2 separate regions of the Homo sapiens genome follow, and region 2 is linked to region 1. Evidence: read pairs that join two places in POLR2A ChIA-PET (ENCODE). Cell type or tissue: endothelial cell of umbilical vein. All regions are shown on one strand. Links, peaks and the distances in the headings refer to the core of each region. The heading gives the core; the rest is flanking DNA.

Region 1 (2,803 bases), core at 113-2,612:
TGGTAACCTGGGGATCTACTCCTTGTACTTGGTGTCTGAAGTTGGGGGCAGTCCTGTGGCACTGAGCCCTTAACCTGTGGGGTCTGCCGTAACTCAGGAAAGTTAGTGTCAGAATTGAGTTAAATTATAGGATACCCAGTTGGTGCCTACAGAGAATTGGAGAATTGGTTGGTATGGGAAAAGCTCATACACATTTAGTGGCCAGAAACATTATGAGAGTATAGAGAAGAAACGTTTTTTTCCCCCTATGCAAAATACCATCAGCAACGTTTGAGGGTGCCTGTTTACCCAAACTCTTATCAACATTGTTTTCAAACTTTTTGACCATAACATTCTAGGTGGTAAACAGCTTATATTGCCTATTGTTTTATTCACATTACTTTTATTATTGATTTTTAAGTTCTTGTTTACTATTATTTTATTTCTGGAAGTTGTCTTGGAATTTTAAAATATAGCTTTTATAACTAAGGTATAGCACTGATAAGAAATGATAATTTTGTCTTCTTGCCACATCTAGTTTTTGTTTTATTCCTTCATTTATTGCATTGACCTTAACTTCTAGAACAATATTAAGTAATAATAATAACATTGATCTTTTTGTTTGGTTACTGATTTTAATGAAACAATCTGTAGTATTTCAATTTTAAGTAAGATATTGCCACCATTCATTATGTTAAGGGATTTTTCTGCTCTCCCTAAAAATTTGAAAGTTAAAAAAAACCCACCAGAAATGGATGTGGAACTTTATCAAGTGCTTTTCAGAATATAGGTTTGGGTGATTTATTTTCTTAAGGATGAACTGTATAATTTTAATACATTTCCTAATGTCAAACCATCCTTACGTTGTTAAACCCTCCTTGACTATCATGGATGATTTTTTGATGTGCTTTAATTAAATTTGCTAATTTTTTTCCAGATGTTTTTCTGTCCCCATTCAAAAGTGAGACTGGTCTTTGTGTGTGTGTGTGTGTGTGTGTGTGTGTGTGTGTGTGTGTGTGTGTGTGTGTGTGTATGTGCTGTTCTTGACAGGTTTTGTTATCAGGGTTATGATAACCTCATAAAATGAACTGGGCAGCTTTTCTTCTTTGCTTTTTTGCCCAAATTCTTCTCTGCTCTCCTGGCCTGGGGAGAACAAGGCTGGCCTGTGTTCAGACCTGCTCCAGGACCTCTGGTGACCTCCAGCATGTTCCCAGCTCTCTTCTTGACTCTTAGTGGTGTTGTCTCTGGCATCTCTCTGCTTCTCCTCCGGTCTGGCTTCCCAATGTGATCCCCTAACATCTATGGCTCAACCTGAACTGGCCTCTGTGTGAACTCAAGGGAGGGGATTTCCTTGGCAGATGGAGGTTCTCCATGTGCCCCCCATCCCCCCACTTCCTCCAAGAGCTCTCCCAGCTGTGATCTTTAGCTCCTCCTTGCGCTTCTGCCTCTAGCTCTCTGCTGCCCTCTAGCCACAACATCTGTCCTTGTCGTGGCTTTCCGCAGGCAGAGGCATTGAGAATGGAACTCTGTTCAACAGATCCAGTTGAACTCTGTTCAACAGATGTCTCGAAGCCCTTGGAAGTTCTCCAAAGTGACTGGTTTGAAGGGGGTGCTGCAATGAGGCAATGGGTTGTTTTGGCTGCCTCTGAAGAAAAGGGGTGCCAGAATAGACCCAAAGCCTGGACTCTGCCCTCAGTGGGGAACATGAATTACATTGCTGCCAAAGGACAACTCTGAGAAGGCCTGGTGCCGCTGGGCAGGGCAGCTCTGCAAAGTCCGGAGTAGGGAAGGGATCATATTCAGTATGGACCTTTGCTCAGCATGCTTCTTTCCTGTCCTTCCCTGCTAACTGAGACAACATGTATGTCCAGCCTTTCTGTTCAGCTGTCAACTGTGAATGACACCCGATAGTGACTCTTGAGCTATGCTTGGAATTGTCTGGCTTTAGGCTGACACCTTCCTTGCCATCCCCCTGATGCCATCTAAGGCCACGGCCATGGAGAGGGACTTTTGTAAGTATGCTGTTCATCACCATTTAATATCATCTAGTGGTTCTAGAATCAGGCAGATTTGGGTTTGAATTCTGTGCATGCCACTTACTAGCTCTGTGATTTTAGGCAAGTAACTCAGCATCTCTGAGCCAAGTTTTCTCGTCTTTAAAACAGAAAAATAATAGATATACTTGTTAAGCTGGTGTGAGATAACAATGCATATAAAGCACTTGGCCTAATGCTCAACCTAGTAAATATTCTATAGATGTTAGTTGATATGGTTTTGCTGTGTCCCCACCCAAATCTCATCTTGAATTGTAGTTTCCATAATCCCCACGTGTCGTGGGAGGAACCTGGTGGGAGGTACTTGAATCATGGGGGCAGGTTTTTTCTGTGCTATTCTCGTGATAGTGAATAAGTCTCATGAGATCTGATGGTTTTATGAAGAGCAGTTCCCCTGCACACGCTCTCTTGCCTGCCGCCATGTAAGATGTGACTTTGTTCCTCCTTCACCTTCTGCCGTGATTGTGAGGGGCCTTCCCTGCCATGTGGAACTGTGAGTCCATTAAATCTCTTTTTCTTTTAAATTACCCAGTCTCAGGTACTTCTTCATAGCAGTATGAAAATGGACTAATTGGTTAAGATTATTCTTTATCCTGATTGTTCTGTATCTCTCTTGAGAATCAGTGTAACCTCTTCACTGATATTCAAGGCTCTCTTGAGGTTGGGGTCAGTTTATGAGCTGTCTTTCCAGTCTTATCTCCACTACTCTGTTACACATACTATATTAGTCAGCTAAATTTTCATCTCTTTGCCTTTGTATATGCTGTTCT
Region 2 (2,803 bases), core at 277-2,776, 58 kb before region 1:
GCTCAGGTGCAAGTGCCCCAGGGGGCGGGGTGCAGAAGAATCCGAGTGTTTGCCAGGCTTAAGGAGAGGAGAAACTGAGAAATGAATGCTGAGACCCCCGGAGCAGGGGTCTGAGCCACAGCCGTGCTCGCCCACAAACTGATTTCTCACGGCGTGTCACCCCACCAGGGCGCAAGCCTCACTATTACTTGAACTTTCCAAAACCTAAAGAGGAAAAGTGCAATGCGTGTTGTACATACAGAGGTAACTATCAATATTTAAGTTTGTTGCTGTCAAGATTTTTTTTGTAACTTCAAATATAGAGATATTTTTGTACGTTATATATTGTATTAAGGGCATTTTAAAAGCAATTATATTGTCCTCCCCTATTTTAAGACGTGAATGTCTCAGCGAGGTGTAAAGTTGTTCGCCGCGTGGAATGTGAGTGTGTTTGTGTGCATGAAAGAGAAAGACTGATTACCTCCTGTGTGGAAGAAGGAAACACCGAGTCTCTGTATAATCTATTTACATAAAATGGGTGATATGCGAACAGCAAACCAATAAACTGTCTCAATGCTGATTCATTCTCTCGGCTCGGCTCTCACGTCTAGGAAGGGAGGGTGCCCTGGTCCCGGCCCGCCCAGGAGCCTTGGGGTCCCGCCGCCGGGCTTGGGAAGGTGGGACAGCGGCGCGTGCAGGTGCTGGCCCTACTCTGAGCGGGCTGAGCTGTCACGAGCTCTGTTCTCTGTGTGGGGCGCGCAGAACACGTGTCCTGGGTGCGAATCAGGGCTTCGCGGAGACGCCCGAGGTCACCGCCTGGCGTGGCGGCCGGCGGGGGGTGGGTAGGGGGAGCCCTAGTGGGTTGGCGAGCCTGGACTCTCGGGTTGCGCAACGGAGTCCTAGATTTATAGGGTTGCTCACAGAACCCGGCGCGAAAGCGAGCTTCGAAGAGTTGGGGTGGTCTCTGAGGCCTTCTAAGAGAGGCGTTCCCCCTGCCTGCCGCGGTTGTTAAAGTTCCAAGCCGCCCTAGCAATGCGTGGGGACACCTCCGGAAAACCCAGTAACCCCTAGTAACCCCGGGTCTGCCCGGGCCTGAGCGCCCGCGGGCCGCTGGCTCATGGGCGAGGCTGTAGCGCCCCCTGCAGGCAGCTGAGACAGGCCCAGCGCCGCCAAGCAGTACGTGCGGTTTAATAAGTTCTCCTACGTGGGAGTCAGCACACAGCCTTAATGAAAGAGGAAAGAAAGAAAAAAAAAAAGAGAGAAAGAAACAGTTTGCAGATGCCAACCAGGGCCGTCCTCCTACACCCCCCAGACCTGCACCGCGGCTCCCTGTTCTGGGACAGTGACTCAGCGCCCACACGCTGCGCTGCGTGCAGCTGCCGGCTGGAGGCGGGCAGGACGGACGTGCCGGCGGAACCGTGAGCCTCCGACGGCCTGAGACCTTCATTGTTCCGCCTCCCCTAGCCGCTCACCTCTTCCTTCCTCCTTCCCAAGCCTTTTTTCATTTTTTTCTTCACTTTTCTCCAGCCTTCCTCTCTCTCTCTCCTTCCTTCCTCCTTGCTTTCTTTATATGCCTTATCTTCTGAGAAGGTTGACCCCAGTTCCGGCGATAGACGGACACTAAGCCCCCCTTGAGTGACTAGAAAGGCAGGGGACATAGGAACAGTTAGGACATAAGGGAAGAGTAAAGAGAGGGACCCCTGATTTTGATTTCAGGGTGCCCTGTTTGTCTCATCCAATATCCTGAAGACCCAAGATGGAGACCAGCTACTTGTCCCTTCCAAAAAGCTTCCCTGGCCTTAATGTCAGTGCTTGTAGGTGATCTCAGAAACCTCCCTGGTGAAGAAAACCTGAAGGTGAGTTTGGAGAATGGAAATGTTTCCAGGGTAGCCTACGGCCTTCTGGGGCTTTTGCACATTACAGGGTCCCCTCCGAGGGGCTAGGATGTTTAGTTTCTTGCAGAAGAGGACTGCATACCCACTGAGAGAGAGGGGCCCTACTCTGGGGTCCAGAGATACCTCATTCCAAAGCAGTTTCAATTTAGAAGAAAGTAAACTCGAGTACATAGAATTTCCTTAAGACCATACAAAACCTCAGTTTGGGCACCTGGCTGTTGACAATGCCAATCTCATATAGTTTATTGTCCTGTTTGATCTTAATAATTGTGTGAGGTGTGCCAGAATTGAGGAGGTTAGAAATGCAGCTACAGACCATTCTTGTCCTCAAGGGCCTTTCAGAAAAAGATTCACTTTGTGGGAACTCTGTGCCAGGCACTGAGAAGGTACCAGGCATGTATGAATGAAAGAGTGACTCAAGATTCCTGTCATGGAATTTCTGTGCCAGTGAGTGGGTTCTGGGTGGTCTGAAGGGGCTACAGAAACTGCAGAGAGCAGCAAACACTTAAGCCTCGCAGACAGTGGCGCAAGATTACTCCTTTCCTTGAGCCAAGGTTGTCCTGTAGCCACAAAGCACTCCAGCCAAACCTCACCTTGGCACAGCGTCAGCCAGCAAACAAAGCTGCCAAAGGCAGGTTGGGCACAAGCTTCGGGCGGTTGTGAGCAGGGAACAGGCGTCTAGCCTTGTGCTGAGGAAGTCTTATGACTTGAGGGAATCCAAGGCAAGTGAAGGAGATGGTTCAGCCCTAAGACAAAAGAGGCAGCTGCTCAGCTGGAGTCCTTCCCGCTGAGAATCCTGTGACTGGAGACATGTGCGAGGAGACAGAGACCCTCCTAAGACCAGTTTGGTATGAGTTCAGGATTAACCAAAGGTCACCATCAAACCCCGGGCTCTTCTCTTTGAGGTGCTGAAGCTTATCAGGATAGGG

Evidence for each region. Peaks named below come from ENCODE experiments on the same cell type or tissue, not always from the same donor. Only the 100,000 strongest peaks of a DNase experiment are listed, where the experiment ranks them.
Region 2: POLR2A ChIA-PET joins it to region 1 with 10 read pairs; 19 of 35 experiments call an interaction of 5 or more read pairs at or near these places.

Annotation. Positions count from the first base shown.
Region 1 is chr11:10,365,397-10,368,199 of GRCh38, forward strand. The region is part of intron 2 of CAND1.11 (a long non-coding RNA gene); the gene reads left to right. Among named protein-coding and RNA genes, the nearest start is that of CAND1.11, 58 kb to the left of the region's middle. RefSeq lists an enhancer at 1,166-1,665. In endothelial cell of umbilical vein, for the core only: a CTCF peak has its summit at 1,448; a DNase peak (open chromatin) is centred at 1,335; H3K27ac peaks cover 354 bases.
Region 2 is chr11:10,306,839-10,309,641 of GRCh38, forward strand. ADM (adrenomedullin) reads left to right here. Exons shown (of 4, transcript NM_001124.3): 4 at 1-559. CAND1.11 (a long non-coding RNA gene) reads left to right here and starts at 1,475. Exons shown (of 4, transcript NR_103765.1): 1 at 1,475-1,835. RefSeq lists silencers at 1-138, 476-575 and an enhancer at 1,076-1,345. In endothelial cell of umbilical vein, for the core only: CTCF peaks have their summits at 1,142 (motif pointing left) and 1,341; DNase peaks (open chromatin) are centred at 573, 1,273 and 2,663; H3K4me3 peaks cover 1,388 bases; H3K27ac peaks cover 2,459 bases.